Linked DNA regions of Homo sapiens: all the other regions are linked to region 5. The links are chromatin contacts, found by Hi-C or POLR2A ChIA-PET in ENCODE. All regions are on one chromosome and are shown on one strand. Each heading gives the region's core, a stretch centred on a gene start or an enhancer-like site at or near the end of the contact. The rest is flanking DNA. Distances are from core to core; before and after follow the strand shown. Region 1 holds the start of RHBDF2 (rhomboid 5 homolog 2). Region 2 holds the start of SPHK1 (sphingosine kinase 1). Region 3 holds the start of PRPSAP1 (phosphoribosyl pyrophosphate synthetase associated protein 1). Region 4 holds the start of RNF157 (ring finger protein 157). Region 5 holds the start of SAP30BP (SAP30 binding protein). Region 6 holds the start of SLC38A12 (solute carrier family 38 member 12). Region 7 holds the start of KCTD2 (potassium channel tetramerization domain containing 2).

Region 1 (3,585 bases), core at 947-3,446, 830 kb before region 5:
ACCACCATCTCTACAAAAAAAAAATTTAGTTAGCCAGAAAGGATGGCGTGCACCTATAGTCCCAGCTACTCAGGAGGCTGAAGTGGGAGGATCACTTGAGCCCCAGAGGTCGAGGCTGCAATAAGCCATGAGTATACTGTACTCCAGCCTGGGTGACACCAAAACCTTGTCTCAAAACAAAAACAAAGAGTTTAGACAGTGTTTCTCTTTAAGTTATGTAAGTAATATATGCACATGATACAAAATGAAAAGCAAGTGACTCTCTCCCCCTAAACCCCTGCAGGGTTACTCCACAGATATCCTTCCAGAAAGTTTGTATGGATCTACCAACATATATATGTCTGTTCTATTTAAATTTAGGTAAATAGGATTATACTAAACATGCAGCTTGCTTTTTTTTTTTTAACTTACTATAAGTTGGAGATAATTCCTTTCTCAGTACATGGATAGCTGCCTCGTTGCTTTTAACAGCTGTGTGACATTATCACAAGTTATACCCCTGGCCTATTTAACATTCTTCCCTCTCTGGCCTCACAGGTGCGTGTTGCTGCAGCCAAGGCTGTAATCAGCCTCCCTGCACCTATGTGGCCGGGCAGCACGCCATGTTTGCATGGGACAAATCCCTGACACCAGCTTAAGCACCACCATGAATCCCTCCCCTCCTGGGGACTCCTGCAGAGCTTCCAGTAGAGCTCCAGGAGAGAGAACCCAGCTCAGGCATTTGCAGCAGTGTTTGTTAGAGTCTAAAGTCAGATCATGACCGAGTTTAAACCCCAGCTGCTCCCCTCACATCTCCCTCTGCCTCAGTTTTCTCATCCCTAAAATGGGGATGATCATAATGGTACCCACTTCATAGACCTGTACTGCGGATTATACAGACTAAAGCACTTTGGAATGGCTAGCTGCTCTCACCCTTCCTGTTACAGTATTGAGTTCCAACGTCTCCCTGTAGAATGCTGGCACTTCGTGGGCAGGCCCTGGTTTTGTTCCTCTCTGCACATAACCCCAGGATGTGCTGGTTGCACAATAAATGGTCCCTTACATTTGTTACTAGGAGCAACCCCCACCCCAGCTTTGGCCCACTCCCCCTCCTTCCAGCCTGTGCCCTCCTCATGGCCCCAGAGCTGGGGAGGAGAGATGCATCTCTCAGGATAATCTCCAGCAGCCAGGTGCTCCCCACCTCCACCCAGGTCAGCAATAAACACCAGAGTCCTTGGGTTGGGGGGCAGGGTGGCTCAGGAGCTCTCTAAGGGCCAGAGGTTTTGCCTTGGCCCTGACAACCCCACCCCCACCCCTCCAAGCCTGAGTCTCTTCAAACTCTGCTCCTCCTGGCCTAGCCAGGCCTCCTGGAGAGGGACGGCGAGATGATAAGCGCTGGGGCTGAGAACGGGGCATCCAGACCTTGGAGTTCGGTCCTAGCTGCCCTGGCCAAGGTTTTGTTTGTCTAGTCCCAAGAGGCAGGCCCTTGGAGTCCAGGGAAGAGAGAAGGAACCACCTGGGCAGACAGACCCAAGCCAAGGGGCCAGGTGTCGCCAGCGTCCCCAATCTCCAGTCTGGCTCTGGCCCGCATGGCAGCTGGAAGGGCCAGAGCTGGGTGGGTTCTGTCAATGCTTCTACGGGGTGTGTAGGGGGTTGGCAGGAGTCACAAATGTTGGCCTTAGCTGCAGGGCAAATGCAGATAGGACCTCCACGGAGTGCCTGTTCCCAACCCAAGGGCACAGCAGAGCTAGGAGAGAGGCCTCAGGGTCCAGGAGGGAGAGGAGGTGTTCAGGCCCAGCTTCCCGGAGAGAGTGTGACTACAGACTAAAAGGGTCAAGGGAACAGGCCCACTTGGCCTGAGGATGAGGGCGCTGGAAGAAGGGGATGGGAGATTGGGTGCTTTTTCTTGATGGGGAGGGGCGACTTGAAGACGGCAATCAAGACCTAGATGACGTGTTTGGTCTGGGGTGGAGTGAGGACGCCAAGAGGGAAAGGACGGCGCCCTGAAGAGACCAGCTCAGGCGAAAACAGGGCTCTGCCCAGGCGGGGACCCAGCTGGGTGGAGGGCGGAGGCAGGAACCCAGGAAGCCGACTGAGCAAAGACTGCGTCCAGGCCCCGCCCCCATGAGCCCGGCCACGCCCCCTGGAGCCCAGCCCCGCCTCCCGGCCGCCCGCGCGCAGGTAGGGAAGAGGCGGAGCGCCGCCGCCCCGCCCCCGAGGAGCCACCGCCCAGCCGCTCGCAGGCGCCGCACGGAGTTGCGTCCCGGGGACTTGGGGCCGCAGGGAGGTGAGCGCGGGGCGACGAGCGGGGCAGGACTCACGGCCGCCCAGCCGCAGGCGCCGGAAGGGTCCCGAGGTTGTGCCCGAGCCTGCCCTGGAGCGGTGGTGCGCGGCCAGGAAGGGTGCCCAGTGCCCGGTGCCCGCCCTGCGGAGCGCCTGGGTCCCACGTGGGCTCGGCTGGAGGCCCGGGCTGGCTCAGACGGCGCCGGCGGGGCCGCTGGACCCGGTCTGCTGGCCCCTAGGGCTCGGCTCGGACAGGACGCCTAAGGGGTCCCTGGGCGACGGGGCGCCAGATGTAGGGGCAAGACGATTGGGCAGAGATTTAAACCTCCGGAGGAAGAGAGGAGACTGCGCAGGGCAGTCCCGCCTGCGTCCCAGAAGTGCCTGCAGTTCAGACCCTTCTCTCCCCTCCACTTTCTCCCGGGTGAGCACCGGGCGGACCGGGGCCGAAGTTTGTTGGTTGAGCCAGCCAAGGTGGAAACAGGTGCGGGGGTGGGGATGAGGGACTCACACAGCAGGGCTGGACCGGAGCTCAGAAATTGGACCCAGGAGTCCTGACTTCTGGATGGAGGGGCTGGGGAAGGTTGGCCCTGGGCTTGCCTTTTACCTGTTTGGCCCCTCGGATGTTCCCCCAGGGCATTGGGATAGAGACGGATAAGTTCCCTAGGGTACAGACCCCGCCCCACTCCCACGCCAGGGCGCAAAGGAAGCCTAGGTTTTGGCCCTGCCCCATTCCATGAAAGATTAACGGAGGGGGCTCTAGGGTTGGAGCTACTGAGAGGGTGGCAGCGGGTGTGTCTGAGGAGCAGAAGGCGGTGGGGAGCTGACCCCACTTGGGGAGAGGCTGCTGTTGCCTGGGCGGCTGGCATCAGGCCCCCAGTGTGTGCCATTTGCTGGTAATATAATGAGACCAGCATCTGCCTTATTCGACCCTCACTGTCCGTAGGGCAGGCAGTGGAAAGGGAGGCGTGTTTTAGAGCTGTGGTTCTCAACCAGGGGCGACTTTGCCTGCCATGGGATATTTGGCAATGTTGGAGTCATTTTGGGTGTCACACACTTGGGAGGGGAAGTGAGTGTTGTTGTTACTGGCAGGTAGTGGGTAGAGGCCAGGGACGCTACCAGACATCTTCAGGGCACGGAACAGCCCACATAACGAGGAATTATCCAGCCCAAGGTGTTGGGCTGTGCTGAGGCTGAGAAACCCTGCGCAGCAGCTGGTCCATCAGGTTCCTTCTCAATGATGCTCCCTCACTGGGGAAACTACCTCAGTTTTCCAGAGTGGTTAGGGGAGGAACTTGGAATAAACCTGAATGAGATGAGGGGTAA
Region 2 (3,481 bases), core at 1-2,500, 720 kb before region 5:
CGGCCTTTGCTGGGAGACCTGGGGTGGGGACGCGGCGCCCCTGCCACCCCCTTCCTTGGCTCAGATTCGGCCGGCTTCTGGCCTCGTGAGGGATAATGTTTCTCCCGATCGTCCACAGCCCCTTTCGTCCAGCTGGGCGTTCCATCATTCCTGGCGAGGAACAGGAATCCCCCTACAGCCCTTCCCAGCAGGAACCCCACAAACCTGGATCCATAACCTCGACCCGCGGCTCCCGCTGCCAGGGGGTCCCTGGCGCTGTGGGGGCGCTGCCCGTGGCGGCGGCTCCTGCCTTCAGCTCCTTATCGGTGCTGCCCAGGCGGGCGTCGCAGGGCCGGCTGTGGGGCTCGCCTTCCCCGCCCGGAGCCGTGGCTGCAGGAGCACCGGCGTCATTCCCTGCGGCGGCTGGACCTGAGGGAGAGAAGACAGCGCTGGCGGAGTCCGGGGCCGCAGCTGCCAGAGGTGGGGAGCGCCCGACTAAATCCCGGGACCACGCGCGGGGAGCCAGGTTCCCGGGAAGTCCAGAGAGCTGAGGTCCGGTGCCTCCGAGGGCGCCCCCGCCGTGTGACTAAGCCTACAATCCCTGAGAAGGGCGCCTGCTCCGGGGCTTTCTCCCTGGGGCTTGGGGTTCGGTTCCGGCCCGACGGATGAGTCAGAGCCCCGTGGCTCCCTCCGACGGACTAGCTCCTCACCCCTCGGGGCTGCCAGGGGGAGGGGAGTCCAGCTGCGTAAAAATCCCAGAACTTGAGCGGACATTGCTGGGCACGAAGTTCTGGGAGAGGATCCCTGCCCCAGCCATCCAGGTTGCCGTGTCCCCTGCCCGGAGCTCCAGAGCGGTGGGAGCCGCGGCGCGCGCTTCTCAGGGCCCCGCTCCGTTGCGACGCGCGCGGCGCTCGTGGGAGCCGCTCCCGGGTCGCGCCAAAGCCAAGCCCGAACCGGGCCACCAGCTGCCGCCTGCTCTCGCCCAAGCGACAAGTGGCCCAGTTCCCGGGGCCCCGCGAGGGCGGGCCGCACAGGAGCCACGAGCGGCGCGAAGGCAGGGTGGGCGGCCCTACCCAGTCGGTCCGGTTTGCTGGGGAGGCGCCACCGCCGTTCCCTACAGTGGCCTGGGGCGGAACGCAGCTCGTCCCAAGCTCAGCCCACGTCTGAGGGACTGGAGCGCCCCGCTGGAGCGGACTCCCCGGCCTCGCTCCCTCCGGCCTCAAACTTTTCGCTCAACTTCGCAGCCGGCGCCGCGGAGCGGGGAGGGCACTGAGCCTCGGCGCCGGCCTGGCTCCGCCCCGCGCTCCCGGGGGTGGAACCTGAGCCCGGCGCGGCCTCGGCCTCTGCCCGCCTCCGGCCTCAGCGCGCCGCCTCCGGCACGGCCCGCGCCCACGGCCGGGCCACGAGCTGGTTCCCGCCCGGGTCCTAGGAAGCGGCAAGCGCGCCCCCGCCGCTCGTCCTAGGCGTCTGGCTAGAAGGCGGCGCCGCGACCTGGCCGGGTGAGCTGAGGCGGCAGGCCGCGAGGCGCGGAGTCCCGGGCCCGGCCGCGAGCGCAGTGTCTGGGGCGCGCGAAAGCGACCGCGCAGCGCAGACGGAGGCGCGGGCTCCGCGCGAACTCGTGTCGGAGCGAGCGCCGGGCGCGCGCGGCTCCGCTCTCCCGGGGGACCCTTGGTTTCACCTCGACGCCACGACCTCGCCCCCGCGGGTGCTGTCGGCGCCGGGATGCAGCGCCCCTTTTGCGCGCTCTGCCCTAGCCCACCCGAAATTCGAGGCCCGCACGCCACCCGGGGCGCCTCTCCAGGCCGGGGCGTCTCGCCCGCCGCCCACCAGCTTCCCTCTTTCTTCCTCCCCCGCGCTCCCACGGAGGTTATTTTTAACTTCCCGACGCTGCAGCTGGGCTACCGAGCCTGAGGCCGCCTAGCGCGCTGTCCCGGGTAGAGCAGGCGACAGGCCGGGGGCTCCGAGCCGGAGAGGAGGCTTGACAGTGTAGATGGGCCTGGGGGCCCCCGTCGGGATTGGAAAGCCAAGCATGTGGTACGTGCCCCCCGCCCCCTCTGGCTCAGCGTGAAGAAGGGGCGCCGGAAACGCGCTCAGAAGTTGTCACTTCTTTGGAGGCCAGTAGGGACGCGTTTGTCAGTGTGTTTGTGATACACTTATCGCGGCAAGCCACAGAACGTGTCCGCGAGCACCTCGAGTTAGATCCCTGGGGGGTTACGGCGGAGACGGAGGAAGAAGTTGCCAAGGCCCATTGGTGACCTGCCCAGGTAGGGCCAGAGTTAGGAGAAACCAAGCCCCTGCGGGAGGCTGCGGGGCTCGCGCGCCCCCGCCGGCCCCACCCGCCCCCACACACCTCTCTCATCGCTTCTTAAAGTCGAGAAGAGGCAGGTCCAGGAGGAGCACGCAGCCAATTAGCCGGGCGGCGCCCTGAACTCCGGCACGCCTCCGCGGTGTCTTCTCTTCCGGAGGACCCAGGCAGCTCGGCCCCGTTTCCCAACACTTGGGGGGTCAGACGGGCGGGACCCGAGAGTCCCCGGGCGGGTCGGGGGGCACTGGCTGGGACGCGGGGTCCCTGGGGCCGCAGCTCCGCGCGCGTATCGGCGGGTGCGCCTTCGCCTTGCGCGGCCCCCGGGCAGTCCCCGCTGGGTCCAGAGCGTCCCGAGCGCGTTCCGGGAAGGTGACTCAGCGACGCGCTCAGGGGTCGAAAAACTCCGAGAAACAGGAACGAGGGGAGGGAGCAGGGGCGTCATCCCCGACTCCTGGCGTCGCGGCGCGTGTCGGAATGATGGGTCCTGCACCTCCGAGCCCCCCACCCCCTTGCTCCAGGAATCCGGCGCGGGCGGGGGAGAGAGCCCTGCAGCCGCAGTGCCGCGGTCATGCGCTGCGGGGACGCGAGCGGCGGCTGTGGGAGGAGGGGGCTCCGCGCGGGAGCCCAGGACCAGATCCGTCCGCCCCTCCCCTCTCCTCTGCCTTCTTCCCCTCCTCTTCCTCCAGCGAGGGACTTTGGTGCCTAGAAAACGCGAATCGGAGGCTGTGCTCCCCGAGATCTCAGCCTTCGAGGGTACTGGCTGCGGAGATTAGCTGGGGCAGCCTTCCCCGTCTGCTCCCCGCCCCGGAGAGCATTTCCACCAAATCTGAAAAGCTCTGTCATTAGCCATAGAGTCTGAAGAGGGGAAACTGAGGCACAGGGAAGCACTGTGAGTTCGTGGTGATAAAGCCCACCTGGTTCAGGGTCCCCCCTTTTTTTTTCCTCCTGGGGCCCCAGAAAGGTCGGATCCTGCGCCTCCAGGCCCACTACCACCAGCCTTGAGTCCGCGGAGCGGGCGGGGGCGGGGTTGACTGCAAACTGAGTTGGCAAGGGGAGGCGGGGCACGGGCTCTTTATCCAACGCCTCCGGGCCCCAGCTCCCCTCCTGGCTCTGGAAGGCCCCGCGGGAGGGAGGCGAAGGGCAAAGCCCTCTGGCCCCGGTTCCAGGCCGCACAATGGGTCCTCTGTCCTCCCTGGC
Region 3 (3,717 bases), core at 196-2,695, 690 kb before region 5:
TAAGAAGGTAACAAGGTTTTTGTCAGGGTCTGTGAGCTGGACATGTGTGCAGTGGTTAAATAATTTGGCCTAGGCTGTGCACCCACTGTCCTTTTTTTTTTTTTTTTTTTTTCTAGAGAGCTATTGGAATAGGGGCCAGGCTGCTGCAGGCTCAGGGCAGCTCAACTTCCAAATCCTGTAGCTTCAGACTTGTGGTCCTTCACGACATGCTGAGTCACAATCTACTGCTCCCTCAAGCCCAATGTCACCACAAGCAGAGTCTCTAAAGGACATTCTCAGAAGATGGTACTGTCAATGTGAGAGGCACCTCTCCTCCCCTCGAGTTCTGGTGCAGCTGATAACTAGAGATCTCAAATGCTTCCCTGGGCTTTACTTTCTACTTCAACAAGTACTGATTGCGGGCCTCTGGAGCCCACACACTGCCCTATACACTGGGTAACACGGAGCACTCAGGAATACACGATCTTGGCGGGGCGTGATGGCTGAGGCCTGTAATGTCGGCATTTTGAATGACTGAGGTAGGAGGATGGCTTGAGCCCGGGAGGTAGAGGCTGCAGTGAGCCGTGATCGCGCCACTGCACTCCAGCCTGGGCGGCAGAGGGAGACCCTATTTCAAAAAATAAATAAATAATAATAAAATTAAAAAAAAAAAAAAGGAACTCACGATGTGGCCGTAAAATGGGTTACATCCTAGTTAGGAAAATAGATGTTTGCAAAGGTACATAAATATGCAAGCATCAAAACAATAACAACAACAACAAAAATTTAAAAAATGCAAGCATCTACGTGTGGCACAGTCCCGCGGGCCGGGCGGCTTACTGTGGTTGAGGTCACCAGAAAGACTGTGGAACAGACGCATCGCGAGTGGGTCTCGGAGGGGTGGCGCATATGGAAAGAGGAGAAGGAGGGCTTTTTTGATTGAAAGCGAATACCGGCAAGAGGGCCTTTGGCACGTTCAGGGAACCTTGCCTTACACGCAGACACAGGGTTGGGGATCTGTTCGGAAACGCCTGAAAGATCAGGCTCAGGAGAAGACCACTTTTTGGCCGCTTCAGTACTGCGGTCAACCAGCTGGAAAGAACCCCCGCCCTCTACTTTTCAAATTAATCTCCGGCCGGCGCACGCGCCTCGTGGGGCGGGCGCTGTGCTACCATAGACATGCAGAGCTAGATCGTATACCTCCTCGGAGGCGGACATGTTGGGTCCTGGCCAAAAAGTTGGAAACACCTGGGGCCACTACCGAGGTAGGCTGCTCCTCCCAAGAAAGTGAGACCGAAAGAGCTCCCGTGGAAGCGGTCAAAGCAGGGGCGGGGCGAACCTGTGACATGCCCCTCGGAAGAACAGGCTTTTAGAGAGTCGCCAGGCTCCCTGCCCTCATCCGAGATGGCGGCCTGAGGGCGCTCTAGCCGACGCTCTTCGGATGCCCGGAGGGGGCGGTGGCCTTGCCTCTGGCTCTGAGGCGGCGGCGCCGGGCGCTGCGAAGGCTCGGCCGCTGTAGTCAGTGGTGTGGGGTGCGCAAGGGCACGGACCTCGGAGCTCTCCCCGCTTGCGCCGAGTTTCTCAGCGCCTTCCCCACCCAAACCGGGGTCTCGCAGTCGGAAGCACTCAGAGTGCAGCCCCGCGCGGGGCCGGTCGTAACCGCGCCGCGGGCCGGACGATGCCCAAGAAGCTGCTGCTGTTGCCCCCGCCCTCCGCGTCCTCGGCTTTCCGCGTCCCGCGCGCCCGCCCCGTTCCCCCGCCGGCCATGAACGCCGCTCGCACCGGCTACCGAGTCTTCTCGGCCAACTCCACGGCCGCCTGCACGGAGCTGGCCAAGCGCATCACAGAGTAAGGGGGCGGTGGGAGGGCCGGGCCGGGGGCGGCGGCGCCTAGCTCTCCTTCGCGCCCGGAGGGACCCGCTCCCCTCCACCCGCCCCACCTCCTGCACCTGGGGCGGGAGGCGCGGGCCTTCCCAGCCGGACAAAGCTTGGAGGTGACGGATACCGCCCCCCGCTCCCCGGTTTTGCAGCTGGGAGGCTTGGGGCGGACTCTCGGTGACCTCAGCCCCCCGCCCCGTGACTGGGTCCGCGGCCTGCCTGCCTTTCGTCTCCGCAGTCCCACACCCCGGGGCGGGCCGAGCTTTCTGGAGCCCCGGAGTGCGTGTCTTGGGGAAAGGGGCTCAGGGCTTGGCTTCCTTTCCCACGGCTGGAGTTGACCTGGGAATCTGACCGCCGCCACTCTCAAGTCTCACTGCAGTGAGACCCGCGGGCGTGGTTGTGAGTTGGGGGATCCGACGCGGCAGGTGCGGTCGCAGAGCAAAGGTGTGGGGACTGGCAGTGCGAAGAAGGCAATTCCAGGGAGGCAGATGGGCCGGAGCTGGTGGTAGAAATGACAGGCCTGACCCTGCTTTGTAAATCAGCTTGGGATAAGATCAGTCATTTGTGTCTTTAACCCAACCAAGCCCCTGGTCTTAAGTCGCCTTTGGGGTCTGACAGCTCTGAGATGCCCTCCCAGCCTTGCCACTTACTAGCTCTGTGTCAGTGGGCAAGAGACTTGATTTCCCTGAACCTCATCTGTGAAATGGGCATGGTTGAGAATATTGTATGATCGGGATAATGTAGAAGTAGTATCTGGTTCTAGCAGAGTAGGGGCTCATAGTGGCCCTCTGAATAGTTGTTTACTAAGTGGCCTCTTTTCTTTTTCTTTTTCTTTTCTTTTTTTTTTTTTTTTTTTTTTTGAGACGGAGTCTCGCTCTGTCACCCAGGCTGGAGTGCAGTGGCGAGATCTCGGCTCACTGCAAGCTCCGCCTCCCGGGTTCACGCCATTGTCCTGCCCCAGCCTCCCAAGTAGCTGGGACTACAGGCACCCGCCACCACACCCGGCTCATTTTTTGTATTTTTAGTAGAGACTGGGTTTCACCGTGTTAGCCAGGATGGTTTCGATCTTCTGACCTCGTGATCCGCCCGCCTCGGCCTCCCAAAGTGCTGGGATTACAGGCTTCAGCCACCGCGCCCGGTGAAATGGCCTCTTTTCTAGTTGGCTCTTTTGGAGAATCCCAGAGCTCTGATATAAAGGAGGAGCCTTATATGCCCTTTCTACATACACTTGTTAGAAATCTAAGACATAAAATGAATAGCTCGTCTTTTAATATTTAAAGCCATTTTCACATTTTAAACAGTTTTCATAGAGTTACTTCGTTACTTTTTTAGGGTTGACAAATGATTGCAGGGATATATCTTAAACTTCTGGGGGGAAATGTAGAAGAAAGGGAAAACTTTAGTCATTTTTTTTTCAGCTCTGCTTGTTTTTTTTTTTAATAGTTGGAGTTTTGGAGAGTGGAAGAATGTTAAAAAAACAAATCAATCCTTTTGCAGTCTACTACCTAGTTTCTATTTCTAACCCCTGATTGTTTGTCTTTCTTTCTGAGGCCAACGAAAACACTGACTTTAAACGAAGCTTCTGTGTGTATCTAGTGGTTCAGATTTACCCTACCTGACCTTGAGGGAGAGCAGAGGGGAGCAGGGCACATTTTAAAAGTCAGTGAGGGTTTTTTTTGTTTGTTTGTTTTAGATTCTTTCCTGGCAAATTCCCGAAAGATTTTGAATTACTATAAATGATACATATTCATAAATACTTCCCTTACCTGTTTTACTTGTCGCTCAGTAAGATTTTGTTTTATCTTATCTGTTTTATTTATTTTGAGACAGTCTTGTGTCACCCAGGCTGGAGTGCAGTGGT
Region 4 (3,675 bases), core at 1-2,500, 570 kb before region 5:
CAGCTACTCGGGAGGCTGAGGCAGGAGAATCCCTTGAACCCAGGAGGCGGAGGTTGCAGTGAGCTGAGATCACGCCACTGCACTCCAGCCTGGGCGACAGAGGGAGACTCCGTCTCAAAACACAGAAAAACAAAAACAAAATATAACCAGGAAAGACCTAGACTCCGTAAAATAGCTTTACAAACCTAATCAAGGGAACCAGACACCCCAAACTGTACTTCGAACACTGTTGAAAAGTTGTGAAAGTCATGTTCTAGCAGTTGAAATGTTTGCTGATCAGTCCACTCTCTCAGGAAAAAAAACACCAGACCCACAAAGAAAATAGAAGGTTTAAAACACAAATGTCTGTAATTAAGCAATGGAATGACGTCTTCCGCCGGCCCAAGCTTCCCACTGTTGTGTGTGTTTTTATCAACAGGAGCTCCCGGTTCTGCCTGGCCCGGTTCGCTTTCGCCTGCGTTGACTCTCTTGGCACTCAGGCCTTTCCAAAGTTTCCGGGGTCCCGTTTCCACGATACAGACAGAGGCTGGATGTCTTGATCTTATCCTCAGTCGATGTTCTCCTAACTTTAGGGCTACAAGGAGCCTTAAACAGCATGTATAGAGTTGGGAGCGCTTTGAATAGACGCACGTGAGAGGGAGGCGGCATCTTCCTAGCCGGTCACCAGCATTAACACGGGGCAGGAGACATGCGAATGCACCGTGGGACCCCTCTCCCTACCCCCCTGCATGAGATTTCCGAAGACCTCCGCCGGCCGACGCTGAGGGGCGGGGTTGGGAAGGCTTCCTCCAGGCGCGGGAGCAGCGGAGCGGGGACCGCCCGCTTTGGGACGCCCAGGACAATGGCGAGCGAGCTCCCGGCCAGTCCTCGCGGACCGCGGGAGGGGGCGGCTCCCTGCGCGGTAATCCGAGCCGGGATAAACAGGCGCGGAGGGGCGACGCGTCCCGGCCGGGTGCAGCGCTCGTCTCCTGGGGTCCCAGCTCCGGCCGGTCCCGCCCCGCCCCGCCGCGGGCACCCGGCCGCGCCCCCGTCCCCGTCGCGAGTCCCCGCCCACGCCCACGCCCCCGCCGCGAGGCCCTGGGCCGCGTCCACGCGCGCCGAGTCCAGCCGCGGCTCCCCGCGCGAGGCACGCGCCGCCGGCTCCTGCTGCAGTCCCGCGCTCATTGGCTGCTCCGGCGCGGGCGCTCCCGCCCCGCCTCGCCATTGGCTGGGGCCGCCGCGGTCCCCGCGCGGAGCGGCCGCTGACATCACGCGGCCTGAGGCGGCGGCGGCGCCCCCGGCCCAGACCCGCAGCCCCCTTGGCAGAGGCGCCGCCGCGGTGCCCGGCGGAGGATGGTGCGCGGCGCGCCGGGGGCTCCCCGCCGCCAGAGCCGCAGCGCCGCAGCGGAGCCGGCCGCGGCGGGCAGTCGGCCCCCGCACCGGGCGCGGGGCGGGCGGCCGCGGTGAAGCGCGGAGGGCGGCGCGGGCACCGGGGCCGGGCCGGGGCTGCAGCCGCAGCGGCCATGGGGGCCCTGACGAGCCGGCAGCACGCGGGCGTGGAGGAGGTGGACATCCCGTCTAATTCCGTGTACCGCTACCCGCCCAAGTCCGGTGAGGGCGGGCGGGCGCCGCAGCCGCGAGGAGGGAGAGGGGCAGGGGCAGGGGTCTGGGTCGGGACGGCCTGAGGGGGCCCCGCGGGTCTTCGGGGACTCAGTGGTTGCGGACGCTCCGAAACGGTCTTCGAGCGCGGGAGGTCTTCGAGAAGGCCGAGGTCTCCCCCGCCCCGGGCGAATTAGCCCAAGGGGCGTCCTGCCGGGTCTAGCAGGGTCACCGAGGGCACCGAGCCCCTCCACGGGAGGACGGGAGCGGCCTCCATTGTAATCGGCCCCGTGACGGGGACGCGTGCCCGCAGGGACCGAGGCTCCTGGGGAGCGGGGCTGCGGCGTCGTAGGCGAGGTCGGCGCCCCGCACGGACCCGGCCGGCCCGGCCCAAAGCCTACCTGCCTCGCGGGGTCCGAGGGCCGCGAGGGAGGCGACCTCGGCATCCAAACAGGCACTTGCGCCAGGTGCTATCCCTGCGCTGCCGTCTCCTGGCCTCTGGAAAGGTTAGAATTAGGTTTCTCCTGGAAAAGCTTCCATTGCCTGCTGAAGGATGGAAGCCAAACAGGCATTTGCAGTGCTGGTGCTTTTGCAGAGGCTGTCAGAAGCCGGGGGGTGGGGGGGGTGGTGGTGGTGGAAAGTAACAGAAATGTTTGGGAATCTGAGTATCAGAGTTACTCGGATTGCCCCTTTGCTAGCGTAGTGGCAAGCCTGGGTTTTGGAGTGGGACCAGCTCTGGGACAGGGCAGAGGTATTGGAAACGTATAGAAGTATGTTTGTTATTAGAATCATCCCTTCACTTAAATGTCTCTAGCCTCTGGATTGTGGTATCAGCATTGGAGGTGGAGGAGGATTTTGACAGCAAAGCAGAGAATCACAAGGTAGTTCAGTTATGTGAGCACCGGCCAGTATGAATTGCATGACCTAGCCGGTGTTTACTTTTAATTGCAAGTAGTTTTATTTTAATTAATTACTTTTAATTTTATTCTCAAGACTTCTGAGGATGAATGGCTGCGACATTCTGTCTGCTTAGGACCCGATGGAGATTTTGGTGATTTCGGAATGAGGTGTCAGAATTGGAGCAGAGCCTCGTCTCTTTTTGGTAGAATAGAGACATACTGAGATGAGCTGGTTTCTCAGCAGTGTGTCCAGTGTCTGCCAGGTGAAAGCAGGGGCCAGACGATGAACCTGCCCGCATCCCTGCAGAGTGTCTGCCAGAGCTGTGTTTCTCACTGCTTTTGTACCAAAGAATGAATCCTTGCAAAGATGAATATGGTGAAGAATTGTTTTAGAAAGGTCTAAGATAAAGCTGTGGGTCGTTAGTATTTTAATAAAGCTCTGACTGATTATGACTACATAAAATCAACGCTAACCAAGGCATAGATTTTGTTTTTTAATAGACAAAAATATTCTTAGGGCGGCATGAGGAAAACTTTTTAAAATAGACAAAAATATGCAGCAGTATTTGTGGGCTCTGTTTTTCTTAAACCACATGGCTTTTATTGATCAAAATATGGAGCATACTTTGCTGAGCTTGGAATTTTCAATAGTGTTTGCTGCCTCAGGAAAGTATTCACCGCTCTTTCATATGTGGGACTTAACATAGGTAAACCTCTGGAAGGCTGTTCCCCAAAGCATATTTGTACAAGTATGAATCTTGGGTGATGATAATAAAAAGACAATAGACCAAACCAAAACTTTTGTTAATTAGCACACTCAATAAATAATCCTCTCCTCTCTACCAGTTTTAAAAGTTTAACTGTAAAACTGTAATTCATGTTAAATCAGAAGTTATACATGAGAGAAGTCTTTATAGCAAGTGGACCACATTATTTCTGTTGAAGCTAAAACATAGAAAATAGAATCAGAACATCCTGTCTCTGTCAGCAAACCTTTGTGTATTTGAAACCTTATGTGAGCTTGCATATATGCTCTAGACGGAGGCATCGCCTTTCTTCTGATCTTTGAATTGACCTGGCTCTTTATGGGATTACAGTATTAGTCCTGAAAGGAACCGTTGACAGAGTTTGGCCATGACCACCATGCCTAGCTAATGTTTAATTTTTTTTTTTTTTTTTTGAGTCATCGTCTCTCTCT
Region 5 (3,351 bases), core at 355-2,854:
TGCCTGCTATAAATGGAGTAAATCATTTAAACAGGGAAAAATCAACATAAAACACCCATTGATATCTGGGTTAAATAAAATAATCCACTATCTTTTCCCCCAAATTTCAATTCAAAGATTAATAAAAAATGATCCATGTGAAAATACATTTTCAAACAGATCTGATATCCAATCCAGTTTCTTCCACTAATACTAAAACAAAACGGGAGAGCAAGGGATGGAGCTAACCATGAAATGGAACACTGTTGGCACAGTTCCAAAATCTGACAAATGAAATTGTGCTTTCAGTAGCTCTGGATCTGGGAGATTTACCTACCGACTGTCTACTGTTCTCATCTTCTTCTTCTTCATAACCATCTTCATCACCCCCTAGACGAGAAAAGTCATCCTCCCCATAGGCATCAGATACCAATCCGCCTTTCTCCTCTGAAAGGTTAAAAAACAAACAAACAAACAAAAAGCAAGAAAAAAAAAACAAGAGTTACAATGTAAGAAAAAATGTCCAGAGATTTGAGTGGCCAAGACTATCTCTGAAGATACAAAGGGAACCTAAATCTCATGTTAAGTTACAATAGGCCCAGATTCGGCTCTCTGAGAAGGCCAGCATTTACTGAATAAAATCATTAAAAGGTCAGGGAACAAAACCGAGTACTAAATTCTGTTTCTAATGCTATAAACACTAGATAAACACTAAAGTGTTTATAGGAAACCATCAGAGAACTTTCTGACTGGAAGAGACCACACAAAATCACAAAACATGGAAGTACCTAACCTAATCCAATCCCCTTCACTTTCCAGATGAGGAAGCTAAGGTCCTGATATGTTGTTAGGTAACTTGTTCTTTATTCTCCCAAAGGAATCTGTTTCCATTATCTAACATTGTGCTTCTCAACCTGAGGAGGAGAACATCACCGTTAGGCTTTAAAAACTCACAAAATAAGAAAAATCACCTGGGATCCTTAAAAAGTTCACAAATGCCCACATCCTACCCCAGTTCTACCGAATTAGGTTCTCTCACTTTGGGCATCAGATACGTTTGTTTTTAAAAGCTCCAAGATGTGTTTAGGGCACATTCCTAACTAAAAGTTATAAAGTTAACGAACACAATCTTTACCATCTTCCACGTATGTTTTACTTATCGCTCTCCCTCATCAAACAACGAGCCCAGGGGAAACAGGCAGTGGCTGAGCAGCCGCTCCCTCTTCGTCCATCCCTCTGTCTATCACTATAGCCGGCACGGAGTCTTTCAGTAAGTTTAGGCAAATTAATCGAAATAACGGGAAGGAGATTCTTCATTCTTAGTCCACAGTCTCTAATGCTCTATCTCACCCCGGACCCTGGACCATTCTTCGGGGTCCGGTGCTTGGAGCACAATGACCATCTTGTTCCCTCCCGCCCAGCGAGGGTACAGCATTCCGGGCAGACACCCGATTCCCCCTTCCAGCTTCGCACTTGGGCCTTACCAGCCGCGCTGCCCACCGCCTCGATTCCAGCCTCGCCATCAGACTCGGGCTCTGAATCTTCCGCGTAAACTGCGAGAGACGACAGAACATTCTTCTTCCCCGCCATCTTATTCCCACAGCCCGGGCGTGGCTCACTCCTATGACTCAAGACGCCGACTTCCGGGCGGAAAGGCAGGTTCTTTCGGATCCCAGGAGACCCCCGCGCCACACTGGAAACCAATCAAAACGGCAGTTTCCTGCGCCTGGCTCCGCCCTCATGCCAGCGCTCGCGCTACGTCATCACTGCGCGACGGATATAAGATTGCGTGGGTTCTGCCTAAAGCTGAATTCCCAGCGCTTTGGCTTCTCTGAGTTGGGGTTGTGTATAGGGGTCTTCGAACAGTTCCGGAACCAGCCAGCAGCCTTTAATTCTTGGGCGGACCACGGCCGGTTCTGATATCTTAGGGTGAAGAGAGGGAGGTGTCGGCCAGCCAAGAGAGAAAATTGCGGATCTTGGGCTCAGGAAGACGGGAGAAGGGGTTCGGGGTCCCGGGGTGGAAGAACGGTCGTCGTGGTTGCGCTTATAGAAGTAGGAGCAGGTGGTGGATCTTAGGAAAACGGTTCCCCGTTCTCCAAGCTGTTCTGAAGACATTTATGTTTCTTCTCTTGATCTGATTTCTAGCTCTGTGCTATACCGTGGCCTGGAATAGTTCAATGTTTTCATTTTCATTGAGCGTAAAAGTGGAGATGTTAATTACTGAGGAATGTATTGCTTGAGGCAGTTCACCTTCAGCTTTATTACTTAAAAATAATACATTATTTAAGTGTAATATAGCAAATTGTTACAGAAAAATAATCTGTATTTTTAATGCAAAACAGAGGGTTCTCGTGGCAACCTTTTACTACCTTTGCCTTAACCTTTGGCCACTGTTCTTGGCTAAGATGAGCAGCCACCATACCACCTTTCCTTTTGACCCTGAGCGGCGAGTCCGGAGTACGCTGAAGAAGGTCTTTGGGTTTGACTCTTTTAAGACGCCTTTACAGGAGAGTGCGACCATGGCTGTAGTAAAAGGTAACATTACCAAGCTACCTTCCTTTAAATTTATGCTGGCTATACCATAACGCTGCGGCAGAACACCCTCCTCCTCACCCTTCGTACTGCCTCACCTTTGGTCCATAACTGGATTTGGAAATCTTTAGAGTTGTCAAAGCTTGTAGTTTCGTTTATTTGTTTTAATTAGAGATGGGGTCTTGGCATGTTGCTCAGGCTGGTCTCCAAATCCTGGGCTCAGGCAATCCTCCCACCTCGGCCTCCCAAGGTGCTGGGATTACAAGCATGAGCCACCACGCCCGGCCCAAAGCTTGTAGTTTTAGTGGCAGAACCACCCAGCTGGTCTATATTTCATAGCTAGATTTACACATGGTCTTTGAAAACACTTCAGATTCTCATTATTGTTCGTTTGTACACACAAACGAACAGCAACAGTGAGGGTGGTAGGAATAACTTAACTCGGTCACTGGCCTCCTAGGTAATTCCCTTGTTGCAGGTTGAGTGGCCTTGGTCCCAGATAGAGAAGGAAAGAGTAATAATGTTATAAACCTGAGATACGGTGACAAATGGAAGTTGCCAAGAGGCGAGCAGCAATGTAATATTAATGATACATGTCTAAACAAAAGCCCTCTAAGTAATGTCCTCTCATGTCTACACAGATGTACCCACTCATCTAGCAGTACTCTGCTTTCATGGCTGTTTAGTTCAATCATCCATATCACAGCAGACTCAGACTTCTTTTTTTTTTTTTTTTTTTTTGAAACAGAGTCTTGCTCTGTCGCCCACACTGGAGTGCAGTGGCGCGATCTCGGCTCACTGCAACCTCCGCCTCCTGGGTTCAAGCAATTCTCCTGCTTC
Region 6 (3,641 bases), core at 361-2,860, 890 kb after region 5:
ATGCTTTCGCTGCTTCTTACGCCATCCAAGACTATAAAAGTTGTGCAATTTAAAATTCAGTAAAGACCAAAGCGGTTTCCAACTGCTGAGATGAGCAAAACCCAGAGTCAACAGCTGTCAATCACTGTTCATCTGAAGGGCAGCACTGCAGGCAAGTGTGGTAGCCTGGAGATGAACATTATTTCTTTATTTTTGAGACAGAGTTTCGCTCTTTTTGCCCAGGCTGGAGTGCAACGGCTCGATCTCAGCTCACTGCAACGTCCGCCTCCCGGGTTCAAGCGATTCTCCTGCCTCAGCCTCCCGAGTAGCTGGGATTACAGTGCCACCATGCCCGGCTAATTTTGTATTTTTAGTAGAGACAGGGTTTTACCATGTTGGCCAGGCTGGTCTTGAACTCCTGACCTCAGGTGATCTGCCCGCTTCAGCCTCCCAAAGTGCTGGGATTACAGGCGTGAGCCACCGTGCCCAGCCCGGGATTAACATTATAAACAGCATGGCGATTTTGTTTGGCTTGACCACTCTGACAAACACCTTAAAAAGAGAATAAATCTGACTTACATTCTGAGCCACCACAGCAGCACTGTAGTCGCTGCCCCATGGAACTCCCCCATCCTGCTTCCACTATGGTCTGCTCAAGCAGCAGCACTCACTAGTCCCATCTCCAGCAAGCAATGTGCTTTTCTAGAAGCCAGGAACACTTAAGTGAGCAAAAGGTTCTATAAGTCACACTCACGTAGGAAGAGTAGAGTTCCCCGGTCTCTGTAATTTCACCCGCCATTTCCAAAAGTGAGGAAGGGCTGGCAGCAGAGGTTCCTTAGGTGCAAGGACGGCGGCTGCCGCAGCTCCTTAAAACAAAAGAGCAGGCTTCACCTATCTGATGGACTGAGACAGGGGTGGGAGGAGGCTTGCAGACTTCCCCTGCCACCTCTGGTTCTTTTATCACAGACACTTAGGGCCTCAGTATCTGTCACAAGACTCACCCCCGAGGGAGGGGTCACCCTGGATGACAGAAATCTGGACGGTTTCTTCTAACATTTCCCTTGCTGTGCAGGGCACTGCTCTGTGCCCAGCACGGATGTTTTCAATGCTGCTCGGGGTGCAAGTGATTTAAGGGGCCTCTAAAACCACTAAGTCTCACCCACCACAAGAGCCCCCTTTCCACGCTCTGGGGTGGTTATCCTCGTTTAGTTCCAGGAACCAGGAGCTCACTACCACACATGGGAGCCCAAGGAACTGTCTGCCGCCTCTGCCTAGGGCAGGGAGCTGGGGGCTTTCCTACATTGCCCTTCCAACTCCACTCTTGGCACTAAGGCCTCCTTTTTTTAATGGGGCCTCCACTCCCTGGCCCCACCTACTCTCTTAGGGTTCCCCACCCTCAAAGCTCCCTCTTTTCTCAAGAACCCCACTCCCAGCCTCTCCCTCTCTCTCCCTCCTGGAGGAGTCCCGAGTCTAGTGCCGCCCCGCCCCGCCCCAACCTATCCCGACCCGTCTCGTCCTCTCCCGCCCGTCCCGACCCGACCCGACCCAACACCTGCAGCACAGCCAGCTCCCAAGCCGCCGTCTCCCGCCGGTCCGCTGCTGCCGGCGCCAGCTGTCCAGCACCAGCTTCCGCAGCGCGCATGCGCCGGCCCCACAGCCCACCTTTTTCGCGCGCGCTGATTGGGCGCCTCGCGGGGGCGGGACCGGGATTGGGGCCTGGCGGCTGCCGTCAGCATGGCGGAAGTGGGCGGGGCGCGTTCTCACGCGCATGCGGAAGGGGCGGTAGCCGGCCGGGCCTGGGAACGTGGCTGGTTGGAGGAGGTAGATCACCCTTTCTGCGGGGGACGATTTCGTCGGTGGTAGGTGGGTGTGAGCTTGGCAGTACCCGGGTCCGCGTGGTTGGAGGGTCGAAGAGAGTGGTCTAGAACGCCACTCAAAGGGGAGGGCCTAAGACTAAGCCCGCCTTGCCCTGAAGTGGTCGGGGGCGGGGAGGGAGTGGCTAGAGCCCCGTGGGGTGGTCGCCGGGGTAAGAGGTTGGAAGTAGGTTTAAGGCAGGGCTGAAAGTTGATTCTGGGTTGGAATCCCTGGACTGGGGCAAGTAATGGGAGCTCTGGGGATACTTTGGTACTTGGTACTTGGTGCTTGGGTTTGAGGAATCGAAGTTCTGGGGAGTGGACGGAAGGAACCGGCAGAAACGGAGCCCAGGCTTGGCCTCTTGGAGTGGGAGTCAAGGATTGTTTAATTATCCTTAACCAGCCTGGTTCTCTTTCTTGCAAGAATTTTGGAGTCTGTATTCTTTGAAGTGTCTAGACGGAACTAATGACGGAAGTCAACTTAGCCCCAGCAGGAAAGCTGGAGCGCCTACCCAAAGTTGGAGGAAATTCAGGGTCCTGAAGTCTTTGCTCTCCCCATCTGCATGCAGGCTGCTACCATGAGGTTGAATCAGAACACCTTGCTGCTGGGGAAGAAGGTGGTCCTTGTACCCTACACCTCGGAGCATGTGCCCAGGTATCTTTCCCGCTTGACATGGGGTGCGTATCAGCACCCAGAGCTGTGTAAGGTACAGCCCCAGTCTCAGGGCTATTTCCCCTAAGAAGAAACATTGGTTGTGAGAAATAATTATATATGAGGGGGGAAAAAAGGCTGGGTGCCGTGGCTCACGCCTGTAATTCCAGGACTTTGGGAGGCTGTGGCAGGAGGATTGCTTGAGCCCAGCAGTTCGAGACCAGCTTGGGTAACGTAGCGAGACCTTGTCTCTACAAAAAAATACAAAAATTAGCCAGGCATGGTGGTGCACAGCTGCAGTCCCAGCTACTAGGGAGGCTGAGGTGGGAGGATTGCCTGAGCCCAGGAGATGAAGACTGCTGTGAGCTGTGATTGTACCACTGTACTCCAGCCTGGGTGACAGAGCAAGAACCTGTCTCAAAAAAAAACAAAAAAAACAAAAAAACAAAAACAAACAAAAACAAAAAAACGGCCGGGTGCGGTGGCTCACGCCTGTAATCCCAGCACTTTGGGAGGCTGAGGCGGGTGGATCATGAGGTCAGTAGTTCAAGACCAGCCTGGCCAACATGATAAAACGCCATCTCTACTAAAAACACAAAAAATTAGCTGGGCTTGTTGCCCGGCACCTGTAATTCCAGCTACTTGGGAGGCTGAGGCAGGAGAATCACTTGAACCAGGGAGGTGGAGGTTGTGGTGAGCCGAGATCACACCACTGTACTCCAGCCTGGGCAACAGAGTGAGACTTTGTCTCAAAAATAAAATAAAATAAAATAAAGGCTGGGCGCAGTGGCTCACGCCTGTAATCCCAGCACTTTGGGAGACCGAGGCAGGCGGATCACAAGCTCAGGAGAGCGAGACCATCCTGGCTAACATGGTGAAACCCCGTCTCTACTAAAAATACAAAAAAATTAGCCGGATGTGGTGGCGGGCGCCTGTAGTCCCAGCTACTCGGGAGGCTGAGGCAGGAGAATGTGTGAACCCGGGAGGCGGAGCTTACAGTGAGCCGAGATCGCGCCACTGCACTCCAGCCTGGGTGACAGATCGAGACTCCGTCTCAAAAAAAAAAAAAAAAAGAGACCAGCCTGATCAACGTGGAGAAACCCCGTCTCTAATAAAAATACAAAAAAAATAGCTGGGCATGGTGGCACATGCCTGTA
Region 7 (3,624 bases), core at 60-2,559, 620 kb after region 5:
ATCTCTTTAAAGTTAGGGCAGGATAGGTTTCCATCAATCTGAGATTTCTTAGAGAAGAGGAATAAACGAAAACAACAAATGTTTACGCAACTCCAGCTCTGTTTTGAGGTCACCAGCTGAGTGCTATATGGGATATAAGATGGTGTGAGTTATGGTCAGTGCCTTTAAGTTGAGAACTTAAAGGTGAATACGTAAAGTTAAAAAGAAATTGACACAGTTCAAACTGGAAATGGTTTAAGTGTCTTGTCACCTCTCAACCCTTTGGTTAGCAGCCATGCATCCTGCCCAAAATTTTCCCGGGAAAATTTTCATTTTCCTTCTGTCTTAGCCTAGATTTGCAGCGGCAAACAGTAACCTCTTTCCAAAAAACGCATTTGATCTAAATATGGACCTAAACCAGTGACTGTTAACAGATAAAAGTTCTGCGACCAGGACTATAGAAAAGCAGTGTGATATCACAAGGAGCGCTTCCTGCAGCTGTGGAAGCCCAACTTGGCAGAGGGGTCCGAGAGGGAGTCTGAGAAAGCTACAAGGATGCCTGAGCTAACCCTGACCCAGTTCTGGATGCATCTGGCACCGGCAGTGGGGGGACTGAAGAGGAGCCAGGGAAAACTCATGCAGATCTCAGTGGGATGTCAGGGGCAGAGAATATGGAGAAGGGGTGTGGAGTGCGTTCTCGTGGGTGCAGGTGGGCGCAGTGTGGGAAGGAGTCTCAGAGAACGAAGGGCGGGGTCGGGGAGAAAGCCAGAGTATGCCTCAGCATGGAAGAAGGGGAGTGGGAGGTCCCTCTGAGGCCCCTGCGAGTAGTGTGGGAGGGAGGGGGAGGATGGGGTCCCGGCCTGAGGGGGCTGCCTGTGAGGAGCGTGTCTCAGGACTCTGGGGACCGATCTACGAGAAACCAGGGGGTTCGAAGGCCCGGGGGCGCGCCCGAGGGCGGGGCACACCTTGTCTGAGTCCAGCTCCGGGTCCTCCTGGCAGCAGAGGCGGCAGAGAAATGACTTGGGCTCCCGGCCTAAGGTCTGTCTGGTGGTCACGAAGTAGGTGCCTCCCACGTTCAGCCTGACCCAGCGGGCCGCGCCGCCGCCCCCTGCCCGCTCGGGTGGTCCGGGACCCGGCTCCAGCGGCTGCGCGACGGCGGCAGCCGGGCGGCCGTGCCCGCGGGGCGTGGGGCCAGCCGGGCGTGGGCTGGGGGGCCCGCGGACTGGGCCACCCCCGTCGCCCACCCCACTCCCGCCGCCCCCTCCCAGCCCCGCCATCGCCGGGTCCAGCTGCAGTTCCGCCATCTTGGACCGCCGCCGCCACCGCTGCTGCCCGCGCGCAGCCGGGCCGGCCCATTTCTCGGCAGGGAGAGCCGGGCCGGCCCATCGGCGGGGGTGGGGCAGAGGGGAGAGGGACGGGAGCGCCCCCAACCAGCGCCCGGGGACCCGCGCGGGGGAGGCGCTGTGCCCGCCCCCGGGAAGATACTTCCGGAACCAGCCCTCATCTCTATTGGCTGATCTGCGAAGCAAGGCCCACCCCCTTGGCTTTGGGGTTGGCTGAGGAAAGATCTTCCCGTGACCCACTTCCGTTACTTGCTGCGGAGGACCGTGGGCAGCCAGGGTCGGTGAAGGTGAGTGGGGCTTGGGGCATTGGATCCGATCCCTGGAGGGCTCCTCTGCTCTGCCCTCTCCAAACCTCACGCCGACCCTTGTCACGCCCCCGTCAAGGACGCTGGGCCCTCGGCTTGCCCCGCTGGCAGAGTGTCCCTTGTGTAGCTGCCGCTCCTCGCCCCGCGATCCCTTCCTCAGCCCTCCTTGGCGCGCGGGGTCAGGGGGGCCCGGCTGTGTCCCAGGCGCCGCTGATGTAGGCGCTGCCACAAGCCGTGTCTCGTGCAGTCCGCTCCCAGCGCGGCAGACTTCAATAGTTTGGTGGGGGGACTGGGGAAACATTACGCAGACAGTGTTAACCTGCCGAGGGACGCTCAGCTGGCTGCGGGGCTGCGCCCTTCCCCTTCGGCAGCTTCCAGGATTCGAACGTATAGAGCGTTCAGGGCTCCTCGGGTGCAGAGTTCGGTTACTCATTCAAGAAAGATTCATTGAGCACCTCCTATGCGCATGATCTGTTCTAGGCGCTGGGGATTAAGCAATAGATTTTTAAGAATTAAAAAAAATTTCGCCGGGCGCGGTGGCTCACGCCTGTAATCCCAGAATTTTAGGAGGCCAAGGCGGGCGAATCGCGAGGTCAGGAGTTCGAGACCAGCCTGGCCAACGTAGTGAAACCCCGCCTCTACTAAAAATACAAAAAATTAGCTGGGCGTGGTGGAAGGCCCCTATAATCCCAGCTGCTCGGGAGGCTGAGGCAGGAGAATCGCTTGAACCCGGGAGGCGGAGGTTGCAGTGAGCCGAGACCACGCCACTACACTCCAGCCCAGGCGACAGTGCGAGACTCCGTCTCACTCACACACACACACAAAGTTATTTGTGACTTCCATTTTCCACTGATGTTGCGGGAAATCAGGGACCCCAAACAGAGAGACCGGCTGAAACCATGGCAGAAGAACGTGGATTGTGAAGATTTTATGGACATTTATTAGTTCCCCAAATTAATACTTTTGTAATTTCTTATGCCTGTCTTTACTGCAATCTCTAAACATAAATTGTAGAGATTTCATGGACACTTATCACTTCCCCAGTCAATACTCTTCTGATTTCCTATGCCTGTCTTGTCTTTAATCTCTTAATCCTGTCAGTTGAGGATGTATATCGTTCCAGGACCCTGTAATAATTGTGTTAACTACAAAAATTGTACAGCATGTGTGTTTGAGCAATATGAAATGTGGGCACCCTGAAAAAAGAACAGGATAACAGCAATTGTTCAGGGAACAAGAGAGAACCTTAAACTCTGACCGCCGGTGAGCCGGGCAGAACAGAGCCATATTTCTCTTCCTTCAAAAGCAAATGGGAGAAATATCGCTGAATTCTTTTTCTCAGCATGGGATATCCCTGAGAAAGAGAATGCGCACCTAGGGGTAGGTCTCTGAACTGGCCCCCCTGGGGCGTACCTGTCTCTTATGGTTGAGACTGCAGGGGTGAAATAAACTCCAGTCTCCCATAGCGATCCCAGGCTTATTAGGAAAAGGAAATTCCCACCTAATAAATTTTGGTCAGACCGGTTGATCTGAAAACCCTGTCTCCTGATAAGATGTTATCAATGACAATGGTGCCCAAAACTTCATTAGCAATTTTAATTTCGCTCTGGTCCTGTGGTCTTGTGATCTCACCCTGCCTCCACTTGCCTTGTGATATTCTATTACCCTGTTAAGTACTTGATGTCTGTCACCCACACCTATTCGTATACTCCCTCCCCTTTTGAAACTCCCTAATAAAAACTTGCTGGTTTTTGTGGCTTGTGGGGCATCACGGATCCTACCAACGTGTGATGTCTCCCCCGGACGCCCAGCTTTAAAATTTCTCTCTTTTGTACTCTGTCAAGCCAGTCGACGCTTAGGAAAATAGAAAAGAACCTATGTGACTATCGGGGCAAGTTCCCCGATACACTGATGTTTGGGAAAGTCTGTAAGGGTGCTTGGTTCCCTGGTAACTTTAAAATCACATGCCAATTGCCTTAACACCTCCCCTCCACAAC

The links. A loop is a pair of places that touch in the nucleus more often than their neighbours do. ChIA-PET counts read pairs that join two places held with the same protein, here RNA polymerase II (POLR2A). Pooled maps may share reads with other maps.
Region 1: a loop to region 5 is called in a pooled map, with 11 times the contacts of the local background. The contact joins the promoter of RHBDF2 here to the promoter of SAP30BP in region 5. A Hi-C loop is called at or near these places in 5 of 50 pooled maps. POLR2A ChIA-PET finds 5 or more read pairs at or near these places in 2 of 52 experiments (GM12878 and OCI-LY7).
Region 2: a pooled map shows a loop between it and region 5 (4-fold over the local background). The contact joins the promoter of SPHK1 here to the promoter of SAP30BP in region 5. A Hi-C loop is called at or near these places in 5 of 50 pooled maps.
Region 3: a loop to region 5 is called in a map of B cell, with 33 times the contacts of the local background. The contact joins the promoter of PRPSAP1 here to the promoter of SAP30BP in region 5. A Hi-C loop is called at or near these places in 3 of 168 maps with a recorded cell type or tissue (B cell, CD8-positive, alpha-beta T cell and naive thymus-derived CD4-positive, alpha-beta T cell) and 6 of 50 pooled maps.
Region 4: a loop to region 5 is called in a pooled map, with 4 times the contacts of the local background. The contact joins the promoter of RNF157 here to the promoter of SAP30BP in region 5. A Hi-C loop is called at or near these places in 4 of 50 pooled maps.
Region 6: a loop to region 5 is called in a pooled map, with 11 times the contacts of the local background. The contact joins the promoter of SLC38A12 here to the promoter of SAP30BP in region 5. A Hi-C loop is called at or near these places in 5 of 50 pooled maps. POLR2A ChIA-PET finds 5 or more read pairs at or near these places in 2 of 52 experiments (B cell and HCT116).
Region 7: a map of CD4-positive, alpha-beta memory T cell shows a loop between it and region 5 (20-fold over the local background). The contact joins the promoter of KCTD2 here to the promoter of SAP30BP in region 5. A Hi-C loop is called at or near these places in 1 of 168 maps with a recorded cell type or tissue (CD4-positive, alpha-beta memory T cell), 1 of 37 single-sample maps with no recorded cell type and 8 of 50 pooled maps. POLR2A ChIA-PET finds 5 or more read pairs at or near these places in 3 of 52 experiments (HEK293T, K562 and naive thymus-derived CD4-positive, alpha-beta T cell).

What each region holds. Positions count from the first base shown.
Region 1 is chr17:76,500,034-76,503,618 of GRCh38, reverse strand. It overlaps RHBDF2 (rhomboid 5 homolog 2), which reads left to right and starts at 2,196. Exons shown (of 19, transcript NM_001005498.4): 1 at 2,196-2,266. RefSeq lists enhancers at 1,779-1,918, 2,269-2,938 and a silencer at 1,969-2,608.
Region 2 is chr17:76,382,378-76,385,858 of GRCh38, reverse strand. It overlaps SPHK1 (sphingosine kinase 1), which reads right to left and starts at 1,250. Exons shown (of 6, transcript NM_001142601.2): 1 at 1,053-1,250; 2 at 205-408. The coding sequence starts at 214. RefSeq lists silencers at 883-1,582, 2,163-2,302, 2,323-2,612.
Region 3 is chr17:76,351,644-76,355,360 of GRCh38, reverse strand. PRPSAP1 (phosphoribosyl pyrophosphate synthetase associated protein 1) reads left to right here and starts at 1,445. Exons shown (of 10, transcript NM_002766.3): 1 at 1,445-1,827. The coding sequence starts at 1,658. RefSeq lists enhancers at 1,099-1,368, 615-1,479, 2,329-2,388 and a silencer at 1,649-1,968.
Region 4 is chr17:76,238,068-76,241,742 of GRCh38, reverse strand. RNF157 (ring finger protein 157) reads left to right here and starts at 1,250. Exons shown (of 19, transcript NM_052916.3): 1 at 1,250-1,590. The coding sequence starts at 1,503. LOC105371896 (a long non-coding RNA gene) reads left to right here. Exons shown (of 6, transcript XR_007065913.1): 6 at 1-881. RefSeq lists silencers at 1,076-1,145, 1,166-1,305 and an enhancer at 1,610-2,282.
Region 5 is chr17:75,665,591-75,668,941 of GRCh38, reverse strand. It overlaps SAP30BP (SAP30 binding protein), which reads right to left and starts at 1,604. Exons shown (of 11, transcript NM_013260.8): 1 at 1,464-1,604; 2 at 317-426. The coding sequence starts at 1,569. It overlaps RECQL5 (RecQ like helicase 5), which reads left to right and starts at 1,788. Exons shown (of 20, transcript NM_004259.7): 1 at 1,788-1,898; 2 at 2,371-2,514. The coding sequence starts at 2,385. RefSeq lists enhancers at 1,363-1,612, 1,783-1,882, 1,464-2,663.
Region 6 is chr17:74,774,468-74,778,108 of GRCh38, reverse strand. SLC38A12 (solute carrier family 38 member 12) reads right to left here and starts at 1,610. Exons shown (of 10, transcript NM_017728.4): 1 at 1,532-1,610; 2 at 734-845. The coding sequence starts at 778. NAT9 (N-acetyltransferase 9) reads left to right here and starts at 1,764. Exons shown (of 7, transcript NM_015654.5): 1 at 1,764-1,842; 2 at 2,402-2,487. The coding sequence starts at 2,411. RefSeq lists an enhancer at 1,963-2,082.
Region 7 is chr17:75,044,910-75,048,533 of GRCh38, reverse strand. It overlaps KCTD2 (potassium channel tetramerization domain containing 2), which reads right to left and starts at 1,309. Exons shown (of 6, transcript NM_015353.3): 1 at 945-1,309. The coding sequence starts at 1,283. ATP5PD (ATP synthase peripheral stalk subunit d) reads left to right here and starts at 1,565. Exons shown (of 6, transcript NM_006356.3): 1 at 1,565-1,609. RefSeq lists enhancers at 1,326-1,620, 1,505-2,090, 2,029-2,098 and a silencer at 1,199-1,628.